Linked DNA regions of Homo sapiens: region 2 is linked to region 1. The links are chromatin loops, found by intact Hi-C in ENCODE. Cell type or tissue: IMR-90. All regions are shown on one strand. Links, peaks and the distances in the headings refer to the core of each region. The heading gives the core; the rest is flanking DNA.

Evidence for each region. Hi-C counts contacts between places; a loop is a spot of excess contacts. Peaks named below come from ENCODE experiments on the same cell type or tissue, not always from the same donor. Only the 100,000 strongest peaks of a DNase experiment are listed, where the experiment ranks them.
Region 2: it touches region 1 in a loop (2.3-fold over the local background); 11 of 110 quality-filtered maps call a loop at or near these places.

The regions. Positions count from the first base shown.
Region 1 is chr13:50,513,337-50,523,009 of GRCh38, forward strand. All of the region lies in intron 5 of DLEU1 (deleted in lymphocytic leukemia 1), which reads left to right. DLEU1-AS1 (DLEU1 antisense RNA 1) reads right to left here. Exons shown (of 3, transcript NR_125753.1): 3 at 7,597-8,100. Among named protein-coding and RNA genes, the nearest start is that of DLEU1-AS1, 9.3 kb to the right of the region's middle. In IMR-90, for the core only: no CTCF peak of the experiment used is centred there; a DNase peak (open chromatin) is centred at 5,605; H3K27ac peaks cover 226 bases.
Region 2 is chr13:50,432,883-50,442,555 of GRCh38, forward strand. It overlaps DLEU1 (deleted in lymphocytic leukemia 1), which reads left to right. Exons shown (of 7, transcript NR_109974.1): 4 at 531-668. Among named protein-coding and RNA genes, the nearest start is that of DLEU1-AS1, 90 kb to the right of the region's middle. In IMR-90, for the core only: no CTCF peak of the experiment used is centred there; a DNase peak (open chromatin) is centred at 4,559; H3K27ac peaks cover 867 bases.

The DNA of each region.
Region 1 (9,673 bases), core at 4,055-6,554:
TACAAGAGGTTGTGAGTTGGCACAACCAGGCAGGGGAGGAGAAAGCACTTAGGACAAGTAAATATTTTACAGCACCTATATTTTCAGACTGTCGCTGCTTCCAAGGCCAGCCTCCTCTCGCTCCTGGCTCACTGCTCCTTTCCCTTACTTTTCCTGGGGCTTGCTTTCTTTCTGTCTTCTTATTTTTTTAATCTCAAAGTTAATATTTCCATTTAATTCTACCTGCTTCCTCCAGTAGTTAACATGCTAGTTAGCTATTTAAACATTTTATAGATTTCTCTGAGCTTGTCATAATTATTTTCTTGGCTGAGCCTTCTGGAGTCATTCCATGTCAGGAGACAGTCTGAAATAGAAAGACAGCAACTTTAGGGTGGGTGCAGCTGGGTTACACCTGTTGCTAAACAAAACAGGATTTATGAAAACATAAACTAAAACAAGTAAAGCAAATCAGAAAAAAAAGACAGTAAGCAGCCTGCCCTGGTAAATTGCATGCTTCTTTTACTGTTGTCCTCTTTGTGTGAGAGATTTGTTTGGGTTTTGGAAGGGACACTTCAATGCACAACCTCTGTAATCCTCAATAAATTCAGTTAGGGTGAAGCAAATCATACCAAGAGGAGGCTCCTAAGTCAAACAGAATGATTTTTTTTTTGGCGCTAAGGGGTGTTTGAATTTTGACAGCTTGTTCTACATTTTAACAATGGAAGCTATGATGGAACAAAACATATTTCTAGACATTGTTGCTTTTTATTTTTAGTGTAGGGTTAAGTGTTAGTGTTAAACATTTTTTGAAAATAAATAAATTTTCTCAATTTTTATAATGCTGAAAAATTAATGACCATATGGTAAAATACTCTGACTGTGGGTGGAATGCAAGGCATCGAAGGACATTACCTAATGGAGGTGGGCGTAGTTTTCCTTGACTCCATAAAGGATTTTAAAATCCAACTGGGCTTAATGTTCCATCTAAATCTGCATTCCATGGCATCATGTCGGTTCACCATAAAAATTAGAGAAAGTTTCTATTGATCAAGAAAGAAGAAAGAAAGAGAGAAAGAAAGAGAAAGAAAGAAAAAAGAAAAGGAAGAAAGAAAAGGGAAGAAAGAAAGAAAGAAAAGAGAGAAAGAAAGGAAGAAAGAAAGAAGGAAAGAAAGAAAGAAAAGAAAGGGAGGAAGGGAGGAAGGAAGGAGAGAGAAAAGAGACATAATTGCTCTATTGTGAAGATTAATCAACTTTATAAAGGAATAAAAATATTTCATAGGGACGTGGTAAAGATTCTTTTGTGAGGGTTTCCCACTTTCTGCTGGAGTGTATAGACCACTTAAGGTAGTCACATCAGGAAAGGGTGAGAACTTTGCCCTTGGACAACAAGAAGATTTTCTTTGCATTTTTTTCAAGAGGCCCAGTTTTTCAAGGGCCTATGACAAAAGTCTGGAGGTAATGAGAAAAGATGCAGACGTGATGATTAGAAAGCTGGTTCTCAGTGTTTGTTTAGTGAATATTAGATTGAGCTTTTCCAGCGTTTAACTCTTGCAGTTAAGAGTTAAGAGTGGTAAGGGGAGCACTGAGTGCTGATTCAAAGGCCAGATAGCATTTTGCAGCTGTGGGGCTACGCACTGGGCCCTGGCCAATGCACCTCATCCCTGCTTTTGCTGGATTTTAACAGGCACCACAGGACCCTTGGCTGCTTAGGCAGCCAACTTTGCTAAATTGCTTCATGGTTTCCATGATGTGAGCTGAAGTCCACCACAGCTAGGTTGGCATCTTTGCATTCATTTCCTTCATGTCCCATTGTAAGTTAAGTCATAAACTGGTACTTCAGACAGTAAAAAGATGGTTCCTTGCCATGCATACTTTGATCTTACTCTGGTGGGAATCATTCCCTTGCCTTATAACTGGCATCTGAACTGATGATACCAACTTTGTAAATGTTTTAAATTTTTGTGGTAAAAAACACATAACATAAAATTTACCATCTTAACCATTTCTAAGTGTACAGTTCAGTAGTGTTAAGTATGTTCATATTGTTGTGCAGCCAATCTCCAAAACTTTTTCATCTTGCAAATCTAAAACTATATACCTCTTAAACTACAATTCTCCATTCTCCCCTTCCCCAAGCCCTGGCAACTACCTTTTTATGTTCTGTTTCTGTGAATTTGACCACTCTAGATAACTTTTAAGTGGAATTATACAGTATTTTTCTTTTTGTAACTGGTTTATTTCACTTTGCATAATGTCATCAAGATTCATCCATGTTGTAGCATGTGTCAGAATTTCCTTCCTTTGAAAGCCTGGACAATATTCCATTGTATGGATAGGCCACATGTTGTTCATTCATTCCTTGAGGGATACTTGGTTGCTTCTACATCCAACTCTATATTTTAGTATTCAACATAATCTGAGGGGTGATATTGTTCTATTAATATTTCTATAACTATTTGTCCCATGACCTCAATTGTTAATAACTGTTGATATGAGGCATCTTTGCCCTCCCAAAATCCCTTTACTAATGTTAAGACAGAGTATCAAACTTGAAATAAGGCAGTAGAATAGCCTCAGTTTTCACGGTCTTGTAAGAGCATTTTCTAAAAGACCTACCCAAAGATGACCTGATTCTCTAGGGGAATGTATCTTATTTGACATATTATTTGTTACTAATTAAGGCTCAGACTCTATGAGATGACATGCTAATTTGTAGGATTTTATTCAGTAGTGATGCAAGTGATTTTGGTCTGGTAAAAAAAAAAAAGGATGACTTTAAAGGTTATACTTTTATTGCCAAGTATAGTATTAACTAGTGTTCTGTCTAACCCAGCAATCTTATTCCAACATTCATTCTCAGATGCCCGCATATATTTAGTTTCTCAAATACTCTTTGCACTGGTTTTATCATTCTGCTCGTTACCTCATTAATGAATTACGTAAATATTTGCCACATGCTTATGTTTATATGCAAGCCATAGTTATAACTTTAAAAAATTATGTTTTGAATTTCTTTCCTGCCAGAGCAGCCAGCATAAATAACTGCATTCTTCATTTCAGTGAAGTTTTTGTTGCTAAGCCATAGAGGGGCCAGGTGATGTCAGAACAGTTAAGCATGAGACCTACACTAGGAAAAAGTAGGAAATGGCTTTCTGCTAAATGTAATTATAGAATAAGTTCTTTTTTTTTTTGAAAGAAGACTGACCAACAACACAACAACAAATTTAGCTTATAAATATGTTCCAGCATTTTAATCTAATACAAGGGCAAAGTAAACCTCTGTGTTGATGTTTGGGCCGAAAACTACCAGCCTCCTCAACTCAACTATGCAAACATCAGGCCAGGAGGCTGCAGAGACCTCAAGGTGTGTTTCCCAAAAGGCATAGTAGAGAGGCTAGCTACACTCACATAGATCTGCAGTTGCAACAGAGGATATAAAAAAATAAATAAAAGGCAAAGTTTCCATAAACTCTGCATTTTCATACCCACCTGCAGCCAAACCTTCTTAATGTGGAGATGTGCCTGTTTCTTGCAAAGGGTTTACTATTATGGTTCTGCTCTGTGCTGGAAAAGTGCAAATGACTATGGACAGCATGCCAAAAAACAGTCCCTGCTGATTCTTTTCAACTCAGGGGCATGTGTGTGTGCACATTTGTGTGTGTGTGTGTGCATGCCTGTCTGTGTGGGGGGTGTTACTATACCATACAGACACACAGCCTGCCGTTTTAAGTGTCCCAGAGATCAATTTATTCAACATTTAGTGACGAGAGGTAGCTCATTTAAAGGGTTAGTCCCTAAAGATTAGGAACTGATTCTCAAGAATGGAGGTAATATATCTTGGTTGCCTTCTAATTCCCAGGTATTCCTCAAAGACAGACCAGCATAAATTAATCAATGCCTCTCTGAATTCTGCAAAATTTGTTTTTTCTTTTGTCCCACGTGAGAGTGAATGTTAAGATAAATGGTTATTTCTGGACTAAAATTAAAGGAAGTTGAGAAAAGCAAATGATGTATTTCAGTGAGTTAGTAGAAGGCCAGAGGGAATTCTGTTAAAAGCCTCCCCTACAGCTTAATGATTGTCACATTGCAAACTCTACCTTGATAAAAAGAAAAATTTTAAACTATGACCTCCCTTAATTTTCTCCATCTATGTGTGGGAGCTCTCCTCTGTGAGTTCATCTGTTTGAATTTGACTCTGAATGATTCAATCAGCCAGTGTTGCACCATAATTTGGTAGCCCTTTGGCTAAATGCAAAGGGTTGGTGGTCTCACCCTGGGTATATGCAGACATCTCCCTGGCATTGTTACATTACCCTGTGGAGTCAGGGGATGACAGATGAAGAAAATTTCTCTGCTGAAGTTAGTGAGGCCCCCTCCATTTCTAGGAAATCCTTAATTTTGTTCTTACAATTTAACGAATCTCTGCTTTTCATGCAATCTTTGTATTTAGGGTCATTCCAGTCTTTTAAACAAAATTGGTATACAGCTTTTTATGTGGGGTAGTGTTTTCAATTTTCACACTGATGCTATCATATTTCAGGAATAACCACAAGTGGTTAATTCTGTAATTCTTCTAGACATTTTATTTTAAACTTTAAACCTGAGGAAACCATGGTCAGTATCAATAAATGTTGATTGAGTGTCAACTGGGTATGAGCCCTGTCCCTGGCACTTTAACAAGTCTGCTCTGAGAGGTCTGGGTTTCCAAGATGTTCCATTACCTGGTTTAGGAGTCAGATATTTCCCTCAAAGAGGTATTCCTTGTTTCCTGAGTTTTAAAATTATTCTAAGTTCCCAGTTTTTAAAGCCATTATCTGTAAGACAGGAGTGCCCAGTAGTTTTCATTTACTAGGAGCTTATTGTGAGCTAGAAACTGTAGTTAGTCAAGTGTTTTACATGCATTTTTAAATTTTAATCTCCATACCAATCTACTAAATTGGCGCCCTATTCTTCTGAATCCCGTTTTAGAGGTGAGAGCACTGAGGCTTGCTGAGAACATGCCATCAGCTCCAGTGACACAGCCAGCATGGAATCCAGTTTAAATGTGGGCATGTCTGACTCCACAGCCTCTCTGCTACATCATGTGCAGTCTGCTTTTTGATGGCCTTTTGTTAATTCCTCCTTGGTGCCCTGATATTTCAGAAGTTATATGTCATTTAGTTACACATTTTAAACCTTAGGAAACCAAGTCTGCATCAACATTTACTAAGTATTGACTGGCTCTGCATTTAATGTTTTACACGTCCGTTTTGCATGGTCAGGATGTCCAAATTATTTCATTAGCTCATTATTTTGGTCATATGTATTTCTGAAGGGGACTATAATAATGAAAACTAGCTTAAATTCCCAATTATTCAGGCTATTTCATTTAAAGATGAGAACAGCTGGCAGTTTCAATTCCTCAAGTGTTGAAAAATTGTGGAAAAGAAAAACCCCAAACCAGCGTGTTAACAAATGGCTTAGCGAATGAATCGGAGGGATTGTGTTCTCTCTGGCCGTTTCTGGATATCTTCTGTGTGTCTCCACAATCTGGGTGCGGTGTGATGTGTTGCTCCACGGAGAAACCACAGTTGAAAGAATAAACAGGGATGACAGAATAAACAGAATAAACCCTGAGTGTGGGGGAAGCTTTGCAAGTCAGGCTCCTTTCACTCACATGCCTGGCCTTCTGGGAATGGGCCCAAAGTTTTCTCTTTGGGAACTGGTGTAAACGGCTTATTGCAGCCAGTTTGTTTGGTTTCTCATTGACTGGTACAGGGTCCTGGGCAGGCACTAGCAGAATGAGGCTGCCTTTGGGGGAGCCTCGCAAACTGGGCACTGCTCAGTAAACAAACACATGCACAAATGTGCTGAGGAAAGTGGGGACCCGGCATGGCACACACGCATGAACACACACACAGACTGAGGGAGATGATCTAATGGAGAAGAAAAGAATTTATTGTTGTTGATCATTATGGATTCCACCTCCAATTCAATGACACATTTTTCTGAAAAGATTTCCATTCTTTTGTTTTTGTTTTATTTTTAGTTTTAGTTCTGGGTATGTGTACAGGATGTGCAGGTTTGTTACATAGGTAAACATGTGCCATGGTGATTTCCTGCACCTATCAACCCATCACCTAGGTATTAAGCCCAGCATGCATTAGCTATTTGTCCTAATGCTCCCCCTCCCCAACCACATCTGCCAACAGGCCCCAGTGTATGTTGTTCCCTTCCTTGTGTCCATGTGTTCTCATTGTTCAGCTCCCACTTACAAGTGAGAACATGCAGTGTTTGATTTTCTATTCCTGCATTAGTTTGCTGAGGATAATGGCTTCCAGCTTCATCTGTGTCCCTGCAAAGAACATGATCTGTGTCCTTTTAATGGCTGCATAGGATTCCATGGTGTATATGTACCACATTTTCTTTATCCAGTGTATCACTGATGGGCATTTGAATTGATTCCATGTCTTTGCTATTGTGAAAAGTGCAGCAATGAACGTATGTGTGCATGTATCTTTGTAATAAAATGATTTATATTCCTTTGGGTATATACCCAGTAATGGGATTGCTGGGTCAAATGGTATTTCTGGTTCTAGATCTTTGAAGAATCGCCACACCATCTTCCACAATGGTTAAAGTAATTTACATTCCCACCAATGGTGTAAAAGTGTTCCTAAGATTTCCATTTTATGTTTGTCAAGCACTCTCCTTGGAGGAAGACTAAAGGCACACACTGTCCATAAGAACTGAACAATCAGTGCTGTTAAGTAAGTTGGGTTGAGATTGTGCAAGACCAGGAAATTGAAGAGGCAGTTGATGAAAGTTGTGAAAGGAAAATTGCAGAAAAAATCTTGCATGCCCATGATGGGGGCACTCAGCAGTGGAAACAGCAAAAAGAGGGACCCATTCTACAGCAGAACTGCCTTTTTCAATAGTGCTATTGGGACCTGGGCTCATGTTCTTGCTGAGAAGAGCCACTAATATTACCTGGGAGTGAGTTGAGCCTTAAAGTCCTTGTCTGTGCAGCCCTGTGTTTTGAGCACTTTCCAGATGGTTCAAGAAGTTTGTAGAACTTATTCATAATTTGTGTAGCAAAACAGCTGCATTTTGGAGCCTTGATAGTAGTATCACAGAGTTGGGCTGGAGGAGAGTCAAAGACAGGGACATATGTGTCACCTGGGCTGCTTTGGAGATCTCAGGACTGTGACAGGACAGTGACACCGGCCTGCAACCATAGACCACCAGTGTGCACTTATAACCTGGGCTCAGACAGATATGCTGACTCCCAAGATGGCTGTATCTTGAGTTAATGGCACATAATTCAGCCCCTCACTGAGGCTTTCCTGGAAATCTAACCATGGACTGTATGTGCACTCAGTCCTGGAACTCCCTGTCTGAAAGTGCAAAAATGCCTGTTCTGGTGTTTGTTCATTTGCAGTAGTTGCATGAGCCTCTGTCCTCAGGGTCTCTGTTTCCTTCTTCGTGTCCTGTGTCTCCATACTGCTTCTCTTCAAGTGCCATCTGTGAGACTCAGGGGGATCCTCCGACATTTACGGTCCTTAGCAGTAGGGTTTTCCCTAGTGGTAAATGGGAGAGAATCCTGAATTCTAGTCACCAGGAAGCAGAAGTACGGCTGAGAGACACTGAAACTCAAGGTCAAGTCTTGCAGGCAAGGAAGAGAATAGCAAGTTGAGCCCTGGCTGATTCAGAGTCCTTTATACTATTGAGATGTACACATTTTTTGGATTATATCACCTGAAAAAGCATGAGGTTTCCACTGTGACATTTATTTTCTTGGCCTTGAAACCCAGAATATTGAGAATGTGGCTGTTAACCAAAGCCTCCTGAACTGAAGGAGGTCTTTTCTTGTATAGTGTGTGAAAGCAGAGAGGAGCTGTTCATTGTAGCCTTTGAAGATCACCTCTTAATTTCCCCGTGTTCTTATTCTCTAACGATGTGCTTCACTCTTCTTTGGAGGGGAGCCTCCTCTGTGCTGTTTGAGATCAGTACTTCCTACTGCCTTTATGATGGCCTTAGAGAAGTTCTCCTGCCGGATCTAGATGGATCTCACATTATGAAAGGAGCAACAGAACCCTGTAGGAAGGCCAGGGCTCTATTTATTTACATTTGAGGTGGTGGCTGTGGAGGAGGAAGATTCAAAACACACAAAGTTATGTATGAATTATGATGTGATATGTTCAGCTTTTAGCTCTCTACTGGGCAGCACTTCAAAGTTTGTTTCAATGGATTTTCTTCAGGGGGCCACACCAGCATCCTCCAAATGGGAGTCTGAGGATGCCTCCCATCTTACATCACTCACAGATCACTGCCAGAGCAACAAGAAACAAAAACCCTAACAATTTACAGTTCACCCTCTTTGATGTAAGGTGCAGTGGGGACACGAAGCCCAGGCCTCTGAGTAGGATGTAGTTGGATTGGCACAGAAAGCAAACTCTTCTTTCTTTCCTCAAGAAGAAGGAAAACTACACTAGCAAATTAAAAATATTAGCAAGCTTCTACTCAGATACATTTAGCTTGATTTGGGTCAAGGTGGGGGAAGGGAAGAGTAAGGAATTCAAACAGCCTGTGCCAAGGATTTGCTGAACATGTTCTTTAAAAAAATGCTGACAGGCATTAAATTAAGTAACAACTGCAGATTACACAAGGGTAAACACTGCTGCTAATGTTTGACTAAAAGCTAACTGAGGGCTCTAAGTGATTCCAGTTAATTTATAGATCACGCCAGTAACAGCCCCAGGGGACTGGGGCTGCTGAAGGTGGGAGATTCGTTTTATAGCCAGAAGCCACGTTTTTAATTTTAGAAAAAGAAAACTAAAGCTGTAGGAACTGATTTAGAAACTTCAGAGGGAGAGAGAGAAAAAGAGAGGGAGAGAGGGGAGGGAGGAAAGACAGAAAGAGAGAGAGAGGTGTAGGGGGAATGAATTGAATGTCTTTGCTGGGCTTGGGATAGAAAAGTGGCTAAGAAAAAAACAGAAAGAAACACATCTAACTTTAAATAACTCTTCCAGGAGGAGAGAGCATGCTAGGATCAAGAGTTAACTATTCCTATGGGGTAGGGGTCTTAAATTCAAGACTGTGCCAGGGGCTCCATCGACCCCAAATGAAAGAGTATAAACTGCCTCGTGTTATCAAATAAGATTAATTTAATTTTGCAACATTTAGCTTCAAGTTAAAATTTAAATATATGGTTGTACAGTAAATGATTTTAAAATTATAGTCCCTCCAACATAACCTCTCTTGACACAATTTTAAATGCTTTTTAAATGGGATGTGTAGTTTGTTTAGTACATAGCAGTTGATGTCCTTAGATTGGGTTTTCATCATGTATTTTAATTTACTAAGGCTGGGATGACCATAATTGCCTAACAATTCAATGCAACGGAATGGGCTACTTCAGCACTTTTTACTGCATTTTTCCATATAATATCTAAAAGTCACCCTGCGACACACACAGGCTATGTTTATGAAAGCAAGGCTTTAACCCTTGCATTTTTCTAGGTTTGAATAATTTTCTTAATAAGGCAAAAAATGTTTGCAAATTTGCACCATGATGTCAGCACGTCATTGTGAAGGAGGTAGGACTGGCCTGCACTTCAGGGATGAAGTCCTGTCCATTTGGTGTTTGCAAACCTTGAGGATCCTCGTGGAAGCCCAGTAACTCCAAAGACCCTTGTTTCTTCCCAAGTTTCTG
Region 2 (9,673 bases), core at 3,404-5,903, 81 kb before region 1:
ACCCCAGAACTTAAAGTATAATAATAAAAACAAATAGTATATGTAATAGGGTCTTTTGTGATTTTAGGATTTTTTTTTTTTTTTTTCTGTAAAGAATGCCATGCATTGAATTTGTGGATCACCTTGGACATTTTTACAACATAAATTCTTCCAACCCATGAACAAGGGTTGTCTTTCCATTGGTCTGTGTCTTTAATTTTATGCATTAAATTTTTACAGTTTTCAGTGTACAAATCTTAACCTCTTTGGTTATGTTTATTCCTAAGTATTTTTTTTATTTTGCTATTGTAAATGGGATTGTTTTCTTAATTTCCTTTTTGAATAGTTCATCGTTAGTGTATAGAAATATCATCTATTTTTTGTGTGTTGTTTTTGAATCCTGCAACTTTACTGAATTTGTTTATCAGTTCTTTCTGTGGAGTCTTTAGGATTTACTTTATATAAGATCATATAATCTGCAAACATAGGCAATTGTACTTATTTCTTTCTGATTTGGCTGCCCATTACTTTTTTTTTTTTTTTTTGTCTAGTTGCTCTGGCTATATCAAATAAAAGTGTCAAGAGTGAGCATCCTTGCCTTGTGCTGAATCACAAAGGAATACCTTTCAGTTTTTCTCCATTGATTATGATAGCAGTGGGCTTTTCACAGTGGGCTTTACTGTGTTGAGGTAAGTTCCTTCTGTACCTATTTTGTTGAGTTTTCATTACGAATGATGTTGATTTGGTCAAATGCTTTTTCTGCATCTGTTGAAATGGTCATGTGGTTTTTATCTTTCATTCTGTTAATATGATGTAACACCTTGATTGATTTGCATATATTAAACCAGCCTTGCATCCCAGGAATAAATTCCAGTTGTTCATGGTGTATAATCTTTTTGATGTGTTGTTGAAAACAGTTTGCTAATATTTTATTAAAATTTTTGCATCCATCAGAGATATCAGCCTTAGTTTTCTTTTCTTATGGTATATTTGATTAGCTTTGGTATTAAGGTGATGCTGGCCTTGTAAAATGTGTTTGGAAGTATTCCCTCTAGTTACATTTTTTGGAAAAGTTTAAGAAGGAATGGTATTAATTCTTCTTTGAATGTTTGGTAGAACTCAGCTGTGAGGCCATCTGGTCCTGAGCTTTTCTTTGCTGGGAGGTTTTAAGTTACTGCTTCAATCTCTTTATCTGTTATGGGTTTGTTCAGGCTTTTTCTTTCTCCCTGATTCAATGTTTGTGGTTTGTATTTTCCTAAGAATTTATCCATTTCCTCTAGGTTATCCAATTTGTTCATATGTAATTGTTTATAATAGTCCCTTATGATCCTTTTAATTTCTTAGGTATCTGTTGTAATGTCTCCACCTTAATTTCTGATTTTATTTATTTAATTCTTCTTTCTTTTTTATAGTTAGTCTGGCTAAGGGTTTGTCAATTTTATCTTTTCAAAAAATCAACTCTTGTTGATTTTCTCTATGATTTTTCTATTCTCTATTTGATTTATTTCTGCTCTAATCTTTATTGTTTCCTTCTGTCTGCTAATTTTGATATTGCCATTATATATCAATTTGGGGAGAACAATTTTGAGTCTTCCAAACTAGTTTGGTATATATCTCTAATTGTGTAAATATTCTTTAATTTTTCTCAGTAATATTTTATATTTTTCTGTTTATAGATCTTGCAATCTTTTGTTTAATTTATCCCTAAGAATATCTTTATGCAATTACAAATATTTTAACATTTTAACTTCCAAATGTTCATTGCTTGTGTATGAAATAAAAATGGACTTTTTGCAAATTAATTTTTATCCTACAATCTTAAGTTTATTTATTAGTTCTAGTAGCTTTTTTTGTAGATCTGCTGGATTTTCTACATAGATGATCATGTCATCAGTGAATAACAATAGGTTTACTTCTCACTTTCAAATCTGGATGTCTTTTTGGAGAGAGTTAGTATAGAATTGATTTTATATTTTCTTAAATGTTGGTAGAATTGGCCAGTAAAAGCATCTGGGCCAGAAGTTTTCTTTGGAAAGGTTTTTATCTATAAATTCACCTTTTGATATAGATATAGGACTAATGAGGTTACCTATTTTTTTCTTGAGTGAGCTTTGATAATTTGTATATTTCAAGAAATTTGTCCATTTTTTCCTTATGTTGTTGAAATTATTGACATAAAATTGCTCATAGTATTCCCTTATTATCATTTTAATAACTGTCACATTTGTAGCGATGTTATTTTTCTTGTTCCCAATATTGTTAATTTGTTAAAGTGTGATTTCTATAAATGGCATGTCATTAGGTTGTGTTCTTTAATCCAGCCTGACAATCTCTGCTTTTTAATTAGGATGTTTAGACCATTTACTTTTAATGTTATTACTGATATGTTTAGGTTTCTTTAAAATTATTTTATATTTTTAGAGACAGGGTCTTTCTCCATTGACCAGGCTGGAGTGCAGTGAAATGATAATAGCTCACTGCAGCCTCGAACTCCTGGGCTCAAGCAGTCTTCCCATCTCAGCCTCCCTAATAGCTGGAATTACAGGCATGAACCACCATGCCCAGCTATGTTTTTAAAAAAATTTTGTAGAGATGGGGCCTTGCTATGTTGACCAGGTTGGTCTCAAACTCCTAGCCAAGAGTGATCCTCCCACCTTGGCCTCCTGAAGTGCTGGGATTACAGATGTAAGCATGGTGACTGGCAGATATGGTAAGATTTATATCTATGTTTCTATTTGTTTATCTGTTTTTTATTCTACCTTTCCTTGTTTTAATTATTAAGATATTTTTGGGCACTGAAAGTCTTATTCATGTAAAATCAGAACTTCAATTTTATATCGAATCCAAAATTTCTTCCCTGACCATGTGCAGATGATCAGTGGCTCAAGGACCCTTTCCTTTTCCTAGATCTTTTATTTTTCTTCCCCCACTATTTCCAGTGCTCAGGCTTCTCCAGGGTTTGGATTGGGAGAAGCTTGATCAGAGTGAAGAAGGCCATGACTCTTTTTATTCAACAGTAGCAAGAGCAACCCAAATCTTTGTTTTTACATTATTTATGGCAGTTTCAAGTGTTTCGCTGATTGAAAGCTTTAGCTATTAAAAAGAAGACCCTGGTATTAGTCTCTTTACAACTGTTGCAAGCCTGTTGAATTTGAATGCTAAGAGACAATGTGTGTTAGAGCTTGGTGTACAGTTGCTTACCTTAAATAGATTAGGCATTAGTAATTTAATTCTTCACTGAGTTTTACCATTCTGAACTAAGATACAATGTTGTTAAGGTAATGAGGGCTATAGTAACACAGCAAGAAAAAAAATCTTAATAAAAGTTTTTATTTTTATTTTTTTGGAGACAGGGCCTTGCTGTGTCACCCAGACTGGAGTGCAGTGGTACTATCTTGGCTCACTGCAACCTCTGTCTTCCAGGCTCAGGCAATCCTCCCACCTCAGCCTCCTGAGTAGCTGGGACTATAGGCACATGCCACTATGCCCAGCTAATTTTTGTATTTTTTATAGAGACAGGGTTTTGCCATATTGCCCAGGTTGGTCTCAAACTCCTGGGCTCAAGCTATCTGCCCACCTCAGCCTCCCAAAGGGCTGGAATTATAAGCATGAGCCACCATGCCTAGCCAATAAAATTATGTTAACATCTATGTAATGTCCAATATTGGTTCTCTTTCAATGGCAATTATCTTCCAAGTAGTCATTTATGGCTCCTTATTGGGCTTCTTCCATCTCTGGCTCTGCCATTTTTGACCTAGGGCTTCTAAGGTTGCCACACCCATCTACATCAAGCTGACATTGTTCCAGAAATTTTTTATAGGCTAAGTCCTGGGGATGGTATACATCACTTCTGTTCATATTTCATTGGCTGGACTTCAGTTATGGCTGACTTCAAGGGAGGCTGGGAAACTGGGGCAAGAATAGAAAATGCTTGGTGAACAGCTAGCTAGTTTCTGTGTAGGAGTGTTTTTTGTTATAAGGATTTTACAGATTTAAATTTAAATTTAAAAGTCCATGAACATGGTTTTTCATCTCTGTCTTCTGTGGTAGTATGTTGACATCATATGGCCAGGTCACTCACCACCCCCTCCCCCCACCATCCCCAAGGAAACTCAGTCTCAATAAGGACATTTCTTGGGGAGGGGGAAGGTAGCTCATCACACTAACACCAAAGCTCTCAGAAGTTGCAAAGCTTGAATTTTTAAGAAAATGTAAAGGGACTACAGCTTTATAATGAGCATTTTAAACAGAAAAGAACAGATTTAATAGAACTTTTATTAAAGTCAAGCAGCGATATCTTCATACTTCATGCTGAGAATTTTTTTCTTTTTCTTTAACTCTTGAATGTCTTTTTAATGATTTTTAACAATTTAAATGTAGAAACTTATGTTCTATTTTCTAGAGTTTTGATTTTAGACAAAAAGGCATTTGTATAAAGAATCCTTTAGAGTGTTTATACAGAGCTCTATGTTTAGTATTTTTCTTACAAATCTCAATCCCCTGGAGTCATGGGGCACTCAGAGCCCAGGGACTCAAGTTCACCATTAGTTTAATGGTTTTGACCTCTGCTCTAAAGTGGATTTGTACAGAGAGTCATGCCTTGCATGTCCCAGAGTCATTAGCTTGGCATGAAATGGTTCTACTGCTTATGTTGCAGTATAATTGTTTCTGAGTTGGGCTTCTGTAAAATGATTATGTCTACTCGAAGACCTGAAGAATTTAAGAGCAATCTGCTCATGGGGTGTCAGTATTTGAGGGCTGGCAACTGGATAATCTTATGTGTAAGATAGAACCTAACTTTCTCTACTCATTTAGTTACCTAGGGTACTGGCTCACTTAAAGATTTGAGAGGCATCTCTTTTCAAGATTAGTATTTCCCACCATGGCTATGGAAACAGTTCTCTATGTCGGCCAAGCCAGCTCTGAGCAATCTTCTGGGAACTTAATATTGTTTATTATTGAATATTTTGTTCATTAATTTGGGGTCCTAAGTATGTCTCAGCTTTTTGATATAATGTCTCCAATAGTGATATTTATTTTAACTCATATGCTAGAAGCCAAAGCTTCATTAATTTGACAATGATTTGCTACATGGTTAACAGGCCAGGTGTCTAGAATAAAAAATCTGCATCAAATAACTTTTGAATGACAAGGTGACCATATTCTGGCCAAAGGGAAGACTTAAATTGAATAAATAAATGTTGTAGTATATTAGAAAGTGGTAAATGCCATGAAGGAAATAAATGGGAGTAGGAAGTTTAAGGGTTGGTAGATATTGCAATATTAAATATGGTAGTCAGGGAGGATGTTATTGATTATGTGACATTTGAACAAAAACTTAAAGGAGCTGAGGAAAGAGCATTCCAGGCAGAGATGAGAGCAAGGATGAGGCCTTTTAAACTGACTTATTTGAGGAACAGCAAAGAGGCCAACTTGTGTTACTAGTGATAGAGAATGAGGAGATCCTGATAGGAGATGCGGCCAGAGAAGCTGAGTTCTGGGGTGGGAATAGGGTGAGGGGAGCAGAAGAGAGTAAGTCCTGACTAGGAGCAACACCTGAATTTTGTGGCATCCTGGAGGCCAGGCAGAGAAAATGTGTGGAGGAGGGAGTGATGGACTATGCCAAAAGATGCTGGTGGGTCACACGAGGTGCAGTCTGAGAACTGACCACTGGGTTTAGATTTGCATTGAGTAAGTGTAGTGGGATCAAGAGTGAATGGGAGGAGAGAAAGTAAAGATTATTTTTTTAAGAGAAGTTTTGCTGCAGTAAGGTGGTACAAATCAGAAGCAAAGTTGAGAGAGCTCTTTTACTTTTAAGAAGGGAGAAATCATGTGATGTTTGTATGCTGATGAGAATAATCCAGGGGAGAGGGAAAAATTGATACAGGAGTGAGAGGAGAGAATTGATGAAGGTTAGAGAGGAGGGATCTGATGCATGAGAAGAGAGATTGGCCTTAAATACAAGCACGGCCAGTGTATCCATGAGGAGGGCAAATCAATGGGCATGGACGCTGGTAGATGGGTAAGTATAGAGATGGGACCATGTGGACTCTTCTAATTGCTGGTAGGTGGGTAAATATAGAGATAGGGGCATGTGGACTCTTCTAAAGCTTTCTTAGCACAACAAGGAATAAGAGCATCATCTGGGAGCAGGAATGAGAGAGGACTTTGAGGAGAGAGGAGAAGTAATTGTGAGAGAAGGGAAATGAATGGGGCAAGGGGTGTTATTGTGATTGCTCAGCAGCATTTTGGTGGTCATGTCTACGAAGGACTTAAAGACAGGTAAGAATTGAGGTGTGAGAGGTAACCAGGGGTCAGATGTACTAGAGCCTTTTGGGCTGTGGTCATGACTTTGGATTTCATTCTGAGTGAGATGGGCAGCTGTTGGAGAATTTGAGCAGTGGAGTGACACTATCTGACTTAGGTTCTAAAAGGATCACTTTGACCACTCTGTGCAGAATATTTTGCAGGAGCAGAAGCAGGACCAAAACTAGTTCAGCAGTCTAAGAGAAAGATGATGGTGGCTCCAGCTAAGGTGCAAGTGGTGAAGGGGAGAAAAAGAGCTGGATTTGAGATAAATTTTGAAGGCAGAGCTGACAGGAATTGTCAATTAAAAGAAGAGTGTGAGAAAGAGGCATTAAGGATGAGTTTAAGATCTAATCTTGAGCAATGCATAAATACTAGTGCTAATTAGATATCAGATTTCTCAGTCCCCAATACACCTATAAGATCAGCACAAACTGAGCTGGCATTCTTAGCCATGTAGCAAAATGATCCCCATGTAGACTGAGGCAGTAGTCTCCTTCAGGTTAATGTTGCTAATAGCCTCATATTTCAGACACAAAGGAAGCAGGTTTTGGCATGAACATGGTATGCAGGAGGTTTAAGATGTGTAGTTTTTCAAAGTATTTTAGCATATTTTCTTTTAATTTTATAATTCCAAGATATATTAAGTAGATACCAATTTAACCTACCTTCTGGAAATTTCTTCTTTCAAAAAATGACAGAATTTAGTTAATAGTCTGGCACTCGTTAGAGTTTTCCCAACAATAAAACAAAGTGTATTTATTTTAATGGGAAGTTCTGCTCTGTCCATTCAGTATTTTAATGTTTTCACTTTTTCCTTCTTTAAAACTTAAAACTATAAAAGTCTGAAAAATGAATATGCCATCAACTTTAAAAATAAAGATGACACTTTGCTCCTTCCTTCTTAAAGAACAGCTTGTCTCAATTTTCCCAATCTCTGTTTTCTTGAAATTTTACTTTCTGACTGGGCCAATCTGGCTACATATCCTCTTGCTACTTCATTCTCTTTTATCAGCAAACTTTCAGGATCACTAAAGAATAAGTAGTGTCTTTGCTTCCATCCCCTTACACTTAGAGACTTTCAGAGTTTCTGTAATAGCTCGCTACACAGAGAAAGGCAAACAAAAGGATGCTAGAACATTTTCCCAAAAAGTGCAGTTTAGTTCTTTTCTTCATTGTGTTTGCAAATGATTGCACTGGGACTGAGGGAGGAAATGAATGTATTGCATAGGAATCTTTGTTCTGTGGTTTGGGGAGATCAAGACCAATACTACCTGGATATTTTATTAACATCTTCAATTTGTTTCTTTGAGTCTTCTTCCCTCTCAGCAGAATGAATGATTAATTTCAGGTAAAAAGAAGCAAGGTTTTTATTGCCTTTCCCCATAATCTGACTTTCAGAGTGGACTTGATGGCTCCAATTATTGGTGCTTTAAATTGTAAACAGTTGTCAGGTTTGTGGATAGGTGGATCAGGAACAGCCACTTGTTATTTCAGAGATAAAGGCAATGTAGTGCAAAAGCTGAGAGCTTGGGATCTGGAGTCTGATAGATTCTAGTGTCACGGCTCTCTAGCTGGCTAGGCCACTTACAATTTCTCTGGGGCTCAATTTACTCATCTGGAAAATAGGGATGATAATGTTTATTTTGTAGAGTTGTTAAGATTGAAATAAGTAATGTATCTTAAGCAATTACCACAGTGCCCTGCACATAATAAACACTCAATAATTGGTAGCTATTTTTACTTTTTATTTTATAAATTTGTAATATAAGGAGTATGATTTTAATAATTGCATTATTACATATTATATGTATTGGTGTATATATGTCTTATTATATTACATATACATATATACGTGTGTGTATATATATTTATATATGATTCAGATTTAAAAAAATAGTGTTTTACTTTCTCTAAGCACCCCCAAAGGATTACACCAGTGATTCTCAAAATACAGTCTCCAGACCAATGGCATCAGCATCACCTGGAAACTTATTAGAAATTCAACTCTTGTAACCCCATTTCAGACCAACTGAATTAGAAACTTTAGGGGTGGGGTTTCATAATCTGCATTTTAATGAGTCTTTCTAGTAACCCTGATGCACTGTGAAGCTTGAGAAACACTAGAAGAGGCTATGTTCTCATCCCAGAATAATGACTTTCAAACTAAAACATCCTTGTGGTTAGGTGGCTCATGCCTATAATCCCAACACTTTGGGAGGCCACGGTAGGGGGATCACTTGAGGCCAGGAGTTCAAGACCCAGTTGGGTAATATAGCAAGATCCTGTTTCTACAAAAAATTTTAAAAATTAGAGAAGCATGGTGGCTCATGCCTGTAGACCCAACTACTTGGGAGTATGAGGCGGGAGCATCACTGAACACCAGGAGTTGAAGGCTGCAGTGAGTTATGATTGAGCCACTGTACTTGAGCCTGGGGGTGACAGGGCAAGACCCATTCTTGCTTTAGTTACTGTCTTGTTTCATGTAGTAAATTCTAAGCGACCTGTAAATGCTGAAGTGAAATCAAATGGTAATATTAAAAACACAAACTCTTTGTTTAATAAATGTCTACTGAGTGCTTACTAGGTGCAAGGCATTGTGTTAAGATGCTTTAATGCACACCTAGTATCATTGTGTTTGGCACAGTGGCTCTCCATTCTTTTCTGTTTGCTTGTCAATCTTTCTGTACACTGCTTTACTTACTACTGCCTTATAGTAGCTTTGGTATGTGATGGAACAAGTTCCTTTTCTTTAATCTCCTTGTCCACTTTTGATCATTTATTCATCTGAATAAAATTCAGATTAAGCCTGTTAATTTTCATGACAAGCTATAATATTCACTGGGAATGTTTTGTAGATCAGTTTAGGGAAAATACAAATTTGTAGATCAGTTTAGGGAAAAATTGATATCTTCATGATATTTTCATGATATTTTAAGCCTTCTGGTAAATGAATGTGATGTATCTTTCCATTTACTTGAGTATTCCTTTACATTTTTCATTAAAGGTATATAATTTCATACTTTCAAGTAATATACTACTTTAGATTTATTCCCAAGAACCTTACAGATTTAAAAAATTCCATTTATTATTGAATAGATATTTTAATTTGTCATTCACTTTCTAATTGTTTGTTTCTTGTGTATGGAAATGTCATCGATCTATTTTTTATTAATTGATCCTGTACTCTGCAATTTTACAGAATTCTCTTATTAGTTCTAAAAGTTTGTAATTTTCAAAATATTTTCTGTGGACAATAAGTTCTACAATTAATGACAGTTTTGAATCGCTCTTTATTTTTCTCTTATTGTTATTTCTTGTCTTATTGAGTTGGGAAAGACCTCCAGTTAGAAGTTGAACAGTTTTGTAAATAACAGGTGTCTTCATT